Regions from separate parts of the Homo sapiens genome. Here all the other regions are linked to region 3. A link is a contact called in ENCODE Hi-C or POLR2A ChIA-PET data. All regions are on one chromosome and are shown on one strand. The core of a region is the stretch at or near the end of the contact, and the rest is flanking DNA. Distances in the headings are between cores, read along the strand shown. Region 1 has its middle 12 kb from the start of TMEM176B. Region 2 holds the start of LINC00996 (long intergenic non-protein coding RNA 996). Region 3 holds the start of ZNF862 (zinc finger protein 862). Region 4 holds the start of ZNF775-AS1 (ZNF775 antisense RNA 1).

Region 1 (2,700 bases), core at 187-2,686, 950 kb before region 3:
CCCTTTACTACAAAGAACAAATGTTACTTGACTGCCAAGTTAGCGATGCAGCAGGCAGGAAGGTGGTGTGCTTGCTGAAGAACTGTAGGAAGACAAGGAACATGAGAAAGGAGAATGCAAAGTAGCAGACACTCAGGGGCAGAGCACCCTGAGCTTGCCGTTGCTCATGTCGTGAACAGCCATGAGAACGCAGAGTGCGCAGGGCTGCTCAGACCTCAGTGTCCATGGGCACATTTGATAGGACTGAGTTACTTGCCCACTCACCACCCTGACTCCAAGGAACTTTGGCCAAAGTTGGGCAGGGGGGTTGTCTTTTAGTTGTCACAGATGTTGATATTCAGAACTCCATCTGCAAAGATCTCAATCTATACTGCAGCATGGACAGAGGGCTGGTCCTCAAGCCTGGAGAGTACCAGAGTCCTTGAGGCAGGAAGGAAACCTTTTTTGCTTCTGGGGTAGGGTGGGAGGTGGTGGGCGTGAGAGGCTGAATTTTTGTCCCCTCCAAATTTATATGTTGAAGCCCTCACCCCTAGTAGCTCAGGATGTGACTGTATTTGGAGACAGTGTCTTGAAAGAGGTAATTAAGTTAAAATGAGATCATTGTGGTGGGCCCTCATCCAATATGTCTGATGTCATATTAGAGGCAATCAGAATGCCGACAGGCCCAGAGGGAAGGCCACCTGAGGACACAGGGAGAAGACGGCATCTACTAGCCAAGGAGAGCCTCAGAGGAACTCCGCTGGTGCCAAATCTTGGACTTTGGCCTTCCAGAACTGAGAGAAAAGAAATTTCTCCTGTTTAAGCCCCTCAGTCGGTGTTTTGTTACGGCAGCCCTAGCAAACTCAGACACTGGGAGACGGGAGACAGCTTGGGACAGCCTGAGAGGGGGATCAGGTGTGCCCCAGCACTGCGTTTTCAAAATCCCTTCCTTGTTTACTATTGAGGAGCCCTTTGTGCAGCCCTCCGGGTTCCCCATAAAGGGGTGCCTCTCATGGTGTGGGACCACACCTGCCTTTGCCACAGCTGAAAGCTGCAGTTCCCAGGAGCTGGTGTTCCTGGCATATCACCCTGAGGTCTCATCACATCCTCAGGCCACCATCGCCCTCTGTTGCCTGGTCCCACCAGCCTCTCCTCTCCCTCCACATCTGACTCCTCAGGGTCTCCAGGACAGCTCCCCACTCCCTAAGTGCCGCCTGAGGGGCACCCCACCCCCTTTGTCTTCACAACATCTCTTCTAGCATAATCTCTATAATCACAGGCATTTCTAGCACAGTCTCCTCTAGTATAATTTCCAGTAAATCTCCTAGGCTTTTCTGGTATAATCTCTTCCGGGAGCTCAGACGTTAACAAGCCAGAAAGAGCAGCTTCTGCTTTCTGCTTTGGATATCAGCCAAAACTGTCTGAGGCCGAGAGAGGCTTCTGAAATGTCCTTCTATCAAGGGCCCAGCTATATGGTCAAAAAGAGGAAGTAGAAATACTTGGAAATCTGGGGCCACTTAAGTCTGTTCGTTATCTTGTCCTGATGACCTTGGGTGCTGACATTTGCAGCTCCTGCTGAATGTCCTCTCTGCCCTAAAGCAAGGCCCTGCCACTCTGTTCTGGGACCTTTTCTTTCTGTTTCCACGTAAGGCAGATGACTCTGCTACCCCAGAGTGGGGCTTTGCAGGAGCTGCCCTGTTTCAAACTGGGCATGTCTGTTCCTTGGGATGTGTCACTGGAGCAGAATGAGGTGAAGGAGGGAGAGCCTGGCCAGGGATAATGAAGGAGCAGTAGAAACTCTACTCTGTTCTCTATAATCATGAGGGCTTTGGGGGCAGAGCACGGGATTCTCTGTGCAGGTCACACTCCCCATGGGATGGCACAGTGCTGACCTGTTGGCACTAGCAGAGCAGGTGGCATGCGGACACACCTGGTCCAGACTGGAGGCGAGGGAAGATGTCACAGTTTCTCGGCTCATAATCCTGAGCTTCTCCATGGGCTGGAGGAAGGTGGGAGCTATGTTTTTCTTGTATTCAGCCTTCTACGGGTTATTAATAAATATTCAGTCAATAAGCAACAAAAAAATTTTTTTTTTTAGAGACTAGGGGGTAAAGGTTGATTTTTTTTTTCACTTCTATATTCTGTAAAAGAAAAATTTTGGCAGCCAGTGGGTGGTCTCAATTCTTGCTGCTCAAGGTGTGATCCACTGGCCTGCATGGGCAACCCTGGGAACTGGCTAGAGATGCAAAATCTCCTCCACGCCAGACCAGCCAAGTCAGAACCTGCATTTTCACAAGGTCCCAGGCACTATATGTGCTTCGTACATTTCGAGGGGCATGGGTATGAATATTACAGTTAGGTGGTTTGCAGGAAAGAATTCAGATACAGAACAGGGCTCTGAATTTAATCTCTTTGTTTTCATTCTTTTCATGAACTTGTTAACCTTGGAGTTTTACAAAATAATTCTAGTGGTGGCTGGACGCGGTAGCTCACACCTGTAATCCTAGCACTTTGGGAGGCCAAGGCGAGCGGATCATGAGGTCAAGATATAGAGACCATCCTGGCTAACATGGTGAAACCCCGTCTGTAGTAAAAATACAAAAATTAGCTGGGCATGGTGGTGCTCACCTGTAGTCCCAGCTACTCGGGAGGCTGAGACAGGAGAATCGCTTGAACCTGGGAGGCAGAGTTTGCAGTGAGCTGAGATCATGCCATTGCACT
Region 2 (2,700 bases), core at 103-2,602, 600 kb before region 3:
ACTATTACAAAGACTCTCTGAAGGCTGTGACACACATATGCCTGTAATAAGGACTATTTCCAAGGGCCTTCCCAACTGCAGCCTGCCACAGGAGTCACTGGACGGCCGGCCACATGTTGGAGCACTCTCACCTCACATGCCATCTCCACTAAGAATCTGACCTCAACTCCTGTGCCCAAGTAACCAATGTTCTCTTTGTTCAAAAACAACTCAACAACTCCTGTGCACTCCTCCTTTTGCCTTTATTTTTTTGAGACCAAGTTTCGCTCTTATTGCCGAGGCTAGAGTGCAATGGTACGATCTTGACTCATTGCAACCTCTGCCTCCCAAGTTCAAGCGATTCTCCTGCCTCAGCCTCCCAGGTAGCTGGGATTACAGGCATGTGCCATCATGCCCAGCTAATTTTGTATTTTCAGTAGAAATGGGGTTTCACCATGTTTATCATGCTGGTCTTGAACTCCGGACCTCAAGTGATCCACCCGACTCAGCCTCCCAAAGTGCTGGGATTATAGGCGTGAGTCACCACACCCAGTCTTCCTTGTGCCCTTAAAAGCTTCCCCTTGCCTCAGCCTCCTGGATGCGCCCATGGCTGCTGTGGCACGGGCACTCCGCATCACAATCATGCTGCTCATTTCCAAATAAATTCATCATCTTTGGAGAATCGCTTCTGTTTGTTATTTAGGTTGATAATTCTTCAAAAAAAAAAGTCTATGACTTCAGTGACAAAGAGGGAAGCTGGGAGGTCGGGAGGAAGGTGTGTTAGGAAGAATGTGTCTGACTCTGTGGTTAGTTGGGGTGGGGACCCTTCAGCCTCCTGAGTAGGAGCGGCAGGCCTGGGAACAGGGGAGTCTCCTTCCTAGGTCCTATTGCCTAGGCCCACATGATGCCTACCTGAGGCATATGCACAAAGAAAAAGTCCTTAAAATTTTGTTTTTCTCTAGAACAACCTACAGTCCTAGGGACAGACACACCATCCTCCTAAGTCCTATCACACCCTGGAAAATTGTAACAAAAAGGTGACAGTCTCCTTGGGGCATTGCCTGCAGCCTTAGCTAGGGGCCATCCTAGTTATCTCAATTACTCATCCAATTTGTGATCAGCCCTAAGTTCTGGCTCACTCTAGCTCTCTCCTTCGACTTCCTCATCTCCCAAATGGAAGTGACTACCCCGACCTACCAGGCTGTTGTGGGAACCGAACGATGTGGCAGAGAGTCCAGCTCAGCTTCCTACCGTTCCACGAGGGCCACTGAAAGGCCAGTCCTCTTCAGCCTGCAATGAGAGAGATTGAAAGTGGAAGCAGGTCTAAGCTCACAGAATCAGGAAGAAGGTAGAATGCTGAATACACTTCTTCCTCCAATCCCAAATGCTAGAACTGTGTTTCTATCGAAGTTTTGTCATCGACTTTTTAGAATCAGAAAAATGATTAAGAAACATGAGCTGAGATATGCAGGTTCCTTGAGCAAATAGGATTTTGTACAGCAGACACCTCCTGGTGTCTCATTTCCTGAGATCCCCAAAGTGAGAGATAAGAAAGCTGTGGCCGCAGCAGAGACTTGAAACAGTGACCAGAGACCAACTCTTCCACAGGAAGGTGTCTGCACAGAAGACTCACAGGGGCAGCTGACAAAGATCTGTCTATAGCCTGGTCCACAATAAAGATCAGGGGTTGGACAGGGTGAGACACCCAACACGGTGGCTGGAGCCACCCCCTGTAACTATCAACAAACTTGCAGCCCAAGGTCGAGCACAAATAAGTGGGCACAGAAAGACACTTCAGGACACGAGCTACAGAGAGGCAGCCACCTGGCCATCCTCCAGCTGCCTGAGGTTTGCAGATGCCCTTGATGCCACCCCCTATCCCTCCCAAGCACTCTCCTCTCCGTGCACACAGATGCTTAACAAGAGCACCTATGACTCTCCACAGACCAGAGCACCAGGGACACAGTGCCCCTGGGAGATGCTGCCACCAAGGCCAGATGGAAAGAACACCCCTGTGTTCTTGCTCCATGGTTGGCATCTGAGACGTACCTGCCAGGGTTCCCCAGCAGGATCAAGCTCAGTGGCCCAAAGTGGAAATGAACTTACCAGTCATCCTCCAGTGGCCTCCTCTCTTTCTCACTTTCCCACTCCCCCACCAGGGTTTCTCGGGATCCACTCTCAAATAAACTACTTGCCCTTGAATCCTTAATTCAGGGGGAGTCAAAACAAAGACGACCAATCAGAGACAAATATTAACCATAATGATGTCTATTACTCAGATAGGATTGAAATCAACTCAGAAGGGCAGGAATGTGTGAAATCTTCTCCCTTTCCCTTCTCTGCTGAGTAATTGACTCTCATGCCCTAGAGCCTTCTCTACCCCTCTGTAAGCACGTGGATTCAAAACTGAATGTCCAAGTTCAAACCCAACTCCCCACAACCCAACGTTCCCAAGTCATCTAGGGAAATTTGCTTCACCTCTTCAAGTCTCCATTTCTCCAATGTTAAGACAGGAGAGTCTCAGACAGTTCACAGCGACCAACCCACCCCTACTCGGCCACCACCCACATAACATCTTACTGGGAGATTTCTCCCATTGAGTTCAAGTTCATAGCTGGAGAATATGGAAACTGCACACTCACCATGGAAGATAACACCAAGAAGTCTTTGTCTTTCCTGTCTTCTGCTTTCATCATCTGCCCCCTCCCACCAGACTGTGTT
Region 3 (2,700 bases), core at 186-2,685:
CCATCTTTGCTTGGGTTTTGTTGAGCTTTATTGGCTTGGACCACGTACTCTGTAGGTGCCGTGTCTGCTACATGCATCACTGTAGCTTGTGGAGGGAGGGAGGATGGAAGAGATGCTCATGCGAGAAATCACCTCTTTTGAAATTCAGAGTCCTTCCTAGTCTTCCCAGGAAAAACTACAGCATCAAAAGAACCTCATTATCCTTTTCTCTCTTTTCGTGTGGGACAACCCTTTCAGGCGTGTCCAAGTTATTGAAGTGAAAACTGCAGGAGAGCTCCTTGAGAAAGGTGATCATTTCCTATTTATCCTCATACTTCCAGCATCTCGTTCAATGCAAATCACAGATCACAAATGTTTATTAAATGGACAGTTTTTTAAGGGACTCAATAAACAGTCGAAAACGTTTGTTGAGAGAATTCTCCTCTGTGCCAAATAAGAAACAATACTCAAGAACTGGCAGCAAACAACATCCAGAAAGATGTTAGTCCCAAGAGGCTGCCACTGTCTCCAAGCTAATGTGCCCACAACCACACTGGTCTTGGATGACACGGCCTGGAAGCGCTGGCAATCCCGTCAAATCCCTGAACTCCGCCCCCAAGCACTTTCTTTCCACCTTTTCTTCCAACTCAAAGCCTCTTGCCCAAAGCCAATTTATGACACAGGTTTCTAAGCAATGCCCAGATATTCCATGAAGTACATAACCTAGAAACAGAAGTGGCAAAAAGCATGCCAGATGCCCTCTCTTTTCAGCCCTTTCTTGGTAAGGAGGATCTAGGCAGGGTCAAGCCCTCAAGCGTCCCACCCTGCAGCTCCCACTGGCGTCCGATCCAGACTCCAAGCCTTAGCAGGGCCTCTTCAAAACGCCGAAGGTGGTGGGGAAAACAGGAAGCACCTTCGCATCGCTCCACTCGGGGGTCACCCAACCCAGCATCGACCCAGCGGACGCTCGGCAGCTCGGGGAGGATGCGCGGACACCGAACGGAAGCGTCCGCTCCTCTCCGCCACCCTCCCGGGGTCGGGCGCCGAAGTGCGGGAAGAGAGGGCGGGCCGGCGAGTCCTTCCCTGCAAGCCTGGCTCATCTGCGGGGCCTCCGCCCGAGCCGCCCCGCCTCGCCCGAGCCCGGCTCGGGGATCCTCGGGAGGGAGCGGGCGGCCCCCGGGCCTTCCAGTCCTACCTTCCCCGACTCTCTGGGCTCCATGGCCCCGCTTTCGGAGGCCCGTGCCGCCCCCTCCCCCCGCGGCCTGGCCTGAGGATGCAGCCGCCGCGACCGCCCCGGGGACCCAGGCTCCCGGAGGGGGAGGGCACCCAGGTAGGGAGGGAGCGCGGCCCAAGAACTTCGCTCTCTCACGTCGGGGGGCGGTAGCGCCGGTGGACCCAGGATAAGCGCGCTGAGCTGAGACTTGCGTCGCACCGAGCGAACAGCTTTACGGTCACTGCCCAGCCCCAGGCGGCGGGGCGTGACGGGAAGTGTAGTCCGCTCTAGGTGAGCGGCTCTCGAAGCTGCTATTGGCTCCCGGAACGCAGGTCCTGATTGGACGCCGGCGGCGCGCTTGCGACCCTCCCCGCCTCCCTCCGGCGACAGTTACTAGGCAACGGCGGCGTGGCGTCCTTTAGTCCTCTGCAGCAAGGGCAAAGCGCTCTGATTGGGCTACGCGAAGGCCAATGTCAGCCTTGAAGTTCTAGGTTTTCTTTTATTAAGGAGGGCAATACTTTTTGTTCTATTCACTCAAAAAGTATCATTGGTTGCCTACCATGGGTCAGGCCGTGTTCTAGGGTTTGGGAGAACACAGTTGAATGAGACAAAGGCCTTGCCTTCAAGGAACTCACGATCTATTAGGGAATCAGACCAGAAACAGATAATTACAAAACAGAGACAAGGGCTATGAAAGAGGTAAGCACAAAACATGAATTAAAGCCCGCGTTGTCACCTTAGAGTGAAGCGGTGGGGGATATGAGGTGCTTAGTCAAGGATTTCCTGCGGAAGTGATGCCTCAGCAGAATTAAAGCAAGAGGTAGGGTCTGCCAGGTAAAGGAGGTGCAATGGACTGACCGGTGTTCCCCTCCCAGGAGATGGGGCGTTTGGGAGGTTTAGATGAAGTCGTGAGGGTCAGGCCCTTATGGTGGGATTAGTGTCCTTATAAGAAGTTTTGTCCAAGTGCGGTGGCTCACACCTCTAATCCCAACTCTTTGGGAGGCTGAGACAGGAGGATCACTTGAGCCCAGTAGTTTGAGACCAGCCTGTGCAACACAGTGAGAGATCCCATCTCTATAAAAATAAAATAATTTTGTGAGGTGGAAGGATCACTTGAGCCTGGGTGGTCGAGGCTGCAGTAAGCCGGGATGGCGCTTCTGCACTCCAGCCTGGGTGACAGAGCAAGACCATGTCTCAAAAAAAAAAAAGACTTTTAGGGGGCCAGGGCAGGGATGTGCCTTCATGAAGGTGTTAGTGACCACATGCGTGCTGGGGGAACTAGCTAGGCCCTTTGCCCTTCTGCCCCTCTGCCTTCTGCCATGTGAGGACAGAGCAAAAAGGTGCCCTCCTGGAAGCAGAGACCAGGCTCTCACCAGACACAGACACTGCTGGTGCTTTGATCTTGGATTTCCCAGCCTCCAGAATCATAAGAAATAAGTATCCATAATTTATAAATTACCTAGTTCCAGGGATTTTGTTACAGAAGCACATAGAGATTAAGACAATGG
Region 4 (2,700 bases), core at 156-2,655, 550 kb before region 3:
GGGGATTGTCCATGGTGCGCACCACATTCTGGTTTCATGCACATTCAATCTTTTAAAAGCTGTTTTTCTCTTCTACTTTTGCAAAGAGCTTTTCTGGGTTGGCAAGAGATTTTGTTTTCAATTCTATTTCCCCAACAGGGGCCTGTACGCATGCCTACCATGGTTTCTTACAGAACCTGCTTGTGGTGCAGAGAAAAGGCGAGCAGTGGGGAAGGGGGCGGGAGGAGCCCCTGGTGGGGCTCTGATGGGTGCTGGGGGCTCCTCCCTCCCTCGCCACCCTCCTCCCTTGGGGCCACTCTGTGAGCTTCTGCATGCCACATCTTGGGAAACCTCTCACCAACTGGACTTAACATCCACCTGAAGAGGCGCAGAGGGGCTAGTGGACAGAGAAGCCACCTTGGTAAGGGGAACTCAGACCGAGGAGGGCAGAGCCCAGGCCACAAATTCAGGAGGACAGAAGGATGGGCCTGGGTCTCCACAGAGCGAGACCCCCAAGGCAAATCAAAGACAGTCCTACTTCACCCACCCTGCCTCCCAAGAGGTATTAGGACCTAACAGCCACTCCAGGTAGTAGCAGGCCTTCCACTGTCCGGGACCTCCCAGAGCAGCTCCTCCCTCAAGCCTCGGTGCCTCTGTCTCGGGCCATACCAGGGCTCGAGGGGAAGCAGCCTGTGGCTTACGTAAGAACAGAAATGGAGACAGAAGGAAGAGGACCCAAGAGGAAGAAGTGAGAAATTCAAAGGGGGAAACACAGAGGACAGGAATGAGGGGAGGCCAAGTCTTTGGGGACCCGCCTCTACCTGTGTGCTCAGGTGGGCTATGTCTGGGAAATGGCACAGCAGGTGTCCTACAGACAAAATCCAGGAAAGCCCTCCATGTGTCATGTTCCAGGCTGGCCAGACACACACGTCCCCACCCTAAGCTTCTCTCCTATTCTGCCTTTCACTCTGCTCTGTGCATGGCGGGCCCCTCCTAACCTACCATCCTGACATGTCCTCAGCCACCTGGAGACACCCAGGAGCCAGGTGAGCAGGCTGCCCAGCAAAGCGCCCCGGCTGGAAGACAGGCATCAAGGGCCAGATGCGCCATCTCCCACCAGTGCCCACACCAAGTCTTGGAAGGCCGCTTTGTCTATCGCACAAGGGCCCCCGGGCCCCTACCGGACCACCTTTCCTCTCTGCTGCCCCTCGGGCTCTGAGGGGAGCAGGACACACAGGGGCCCCCTTCCCACGCCTGGCCCTGGCCCGGCCCTCCGCGCACCGGGTCAGGCTGCAGTTCAGTTAAGAGCCTCACAGTGGGCAGGCCTCAGCCTGGGCCCAGCTGCCATGACAACTGAAGACCAACCACACAAAGAGGGGATTGAGCTAGCAGCAGGTGGAGAGGCCCGGGGCAGGGGGAGGCAACAAAGGAGCTTTGGTTGTGGCAGAGACTTGGGGGTGGGGCGGCCAGACAGCAGCTGGGGGAGGAGAAAGGCCACAGGCCAGAAAGAGGCAAGGTCCTCCCCATCGCCGCCCCTGGAACCTCCCACCAGCCCAGCACAGCTCTCACAGCCTCAGCGCCCCAGGTCGGGCAGTCAGAAGCAGACCATGCCACAGGTATCATCTGCTGCTAGTGGAGCGGGAGCAGGATCCGCCACTAGGCGCTAAGGCTTTTGGGGGTGGGGGCAGCTCCCCAAACCCCAGCCAAAGGCCCAGTATCAGGCCCTTCTCAGCCCTGAGGTCCCAGCAGGTCCTCACTTGCTGGGCACAGCTCAGCTGGTCTTCCATAGGAGACCCCCACAGAAACTGGCCTCTCCAGTCCCAGCCCATGCCCAGCCAATGCCTCCCTGCCATGCTGCCCCTTTCTATAGCCTCATCCTTCTCAACTCCACCGGGTCCCCAGCGCCTCCCTGCCCTCCTGCAGCCCATACCTGACTGCTATGTCCTCACCCAGTCCTCTCTCCCTGTGAGACCCCTCACTCAGGTTAGCCCCAGGGAGCGGGGGCTTGCTCCCACACCTGCGCGTCCCTCATATGCAGAAGGTGTGTAATGTGTATTGAATGAATGAACGGATGAGTGAATGAAACAATGGAGGACCCAAGAGGTGGCTCCTCAGGCTCCAGTCTTCTGTCACTATTAAGAAATCCCTCAGGACCAGGCAATGGTATTCTCTGCCTCTGATTTCAGTTAATAGCAGATGTTTTTAATTTAAATATATGATCATAGGGACATAAGAAACTGATGTAAATGCTAAACCACACACAAACACACCCAGATACAATCATATCTAAATACAGCTAAGTAAACAAAAGTTCAAAGACACAAAACTACGTGAGAACACCTGCAAAACTGTCTATGCAAATACAGAGAATGTGAGATATTTTTTAAAACTCACAGACACACCTACAGATCCACAGACACACAAACGTGCCACTGTGAACCAGGGCAGCACGAATCACTGCACAGCACACTTAGGAACACAGAACTGCAAAGCCACCCATGACACAAGTATCCTTGTACACCCATGGCCATCCCATCAGGGTCACTTGCTCCGAGGAAAAGAACTCAGAGAGGTAGAAACAGAAGCAACATACCCTCATCGAGCCAGGAGGCCGGGGCCATAAGTCACCGTTGGATGACCTGCGCTGGGGTGGGATAAGTCAGCAGGAGCTGCAGCTGGCTGGAGAGACGTTACAGCAAGACAGAAAGCCCTAGAGACAAT

Evidence for each region. Hi-C counts contacts between places; a loop is a spot of excess contacts on that map. ChIA-PET counts read pairs that join two places held with the same protein, here RNA polymerase II (POLR2A). Pooled maps may share reads with other maps.
Region 1: a loop to region 3 is called in a pooled map, with 2.0 times the contacts of the local background. The contact joins the enhancer-like site here to the promoter of ZNF862 in region 3. A Hi-C loop is called at or near these places in 1 of 50 pooled maps. POLR2A ChIA-PET finds 5 or more read pairs at or near these places in 2 of 52 experiments (activated CD4-positive, alpha-beta T cell and activated T-cell).
Region 2: a loop to region 3 is called in a map with no recorded cell type, with 19 times the contacts of the local background. The contact joins the promoter of LINC00996 here to the promoter of ZNF862 in region 3. A Hi-C loop is called at or near these places in 2 of 37 single-sample maps with no recorded cell type and 6 of 50 pooled maps. POLR2A ChIA-PET finds 5 or more read pairs at or near these places in 1 of 52 experiments (HCT116).
Region 4: a loop to region 3 is called in a map of CD8-positive, alpha-beta T cell, with 5 times the contacts of the local background. The contact joins the promoter of ZNF775-AS1 here to the promoter of ZNF862 in region 3. A Hi-C loop is called at or near these places in 3 of 168 maps with a recorded cell type or tissue (CD8-positive, alpha-beta T cell, ascending aorta and prostate gland), 1 of 37 single-sample maps with no recorded cell type and 13 of 50 pooled maps.

The regions. Positions count from the first base shown.
Region 1 is chr7:150,786,552-150,789,251 of GRCh38, reverse strand. No RefSeq gene overlaps it. Among named protein-coding and RNA genes, the nearest start is that of TMEM176B, 12 kb to the left of the region's middle. Within about 2 kb of position 1,436, at least 13 of the 41 ENCODE cell types and tissues checked have a DNase peak (open chromatin) inside an H3K27ac peak, as active enhancers do.
Region 2 is chr7:150,432,306-150,435,005 of GRCh38, reverse strand. LINC00996 (long intergenic non-protein coding RNA 996) reads right to left here and starts at 1,352. Exons shown (of 4, transcript NR_034033.1): 1 at 1,177-1,352. RefSeq lists an enhancer at 1,112-1,211.
Region 3 is chr7:149,837,110-149,839,809 of GRCh38, reverse strand. ZNF862 (zinc finger protein 862) reads right to left here and starts at 1,435. Exons shown (of 8, transcript NM_001099220.3): 1 at 1,175-1,435. The coding sequence starts at 1,198. RefSeq lists a silencer at 900-1,359.
Region 4 is chr7:150,382,696-150,385,395 of GRCh38, reverse strand. ZNF775-AS1 (ZNF775 antisense RNA 1) reads left to right here and starts at 1,405. Exons shown (of 2, transcript NR_183445.1): 1 at 1,405-1,595. All of the region lies in intron 1 of ZNF775 (zinc finger protein 775), which reads right to left. RefSeq lists enhancers at 684-1,639, 2,596-2,700.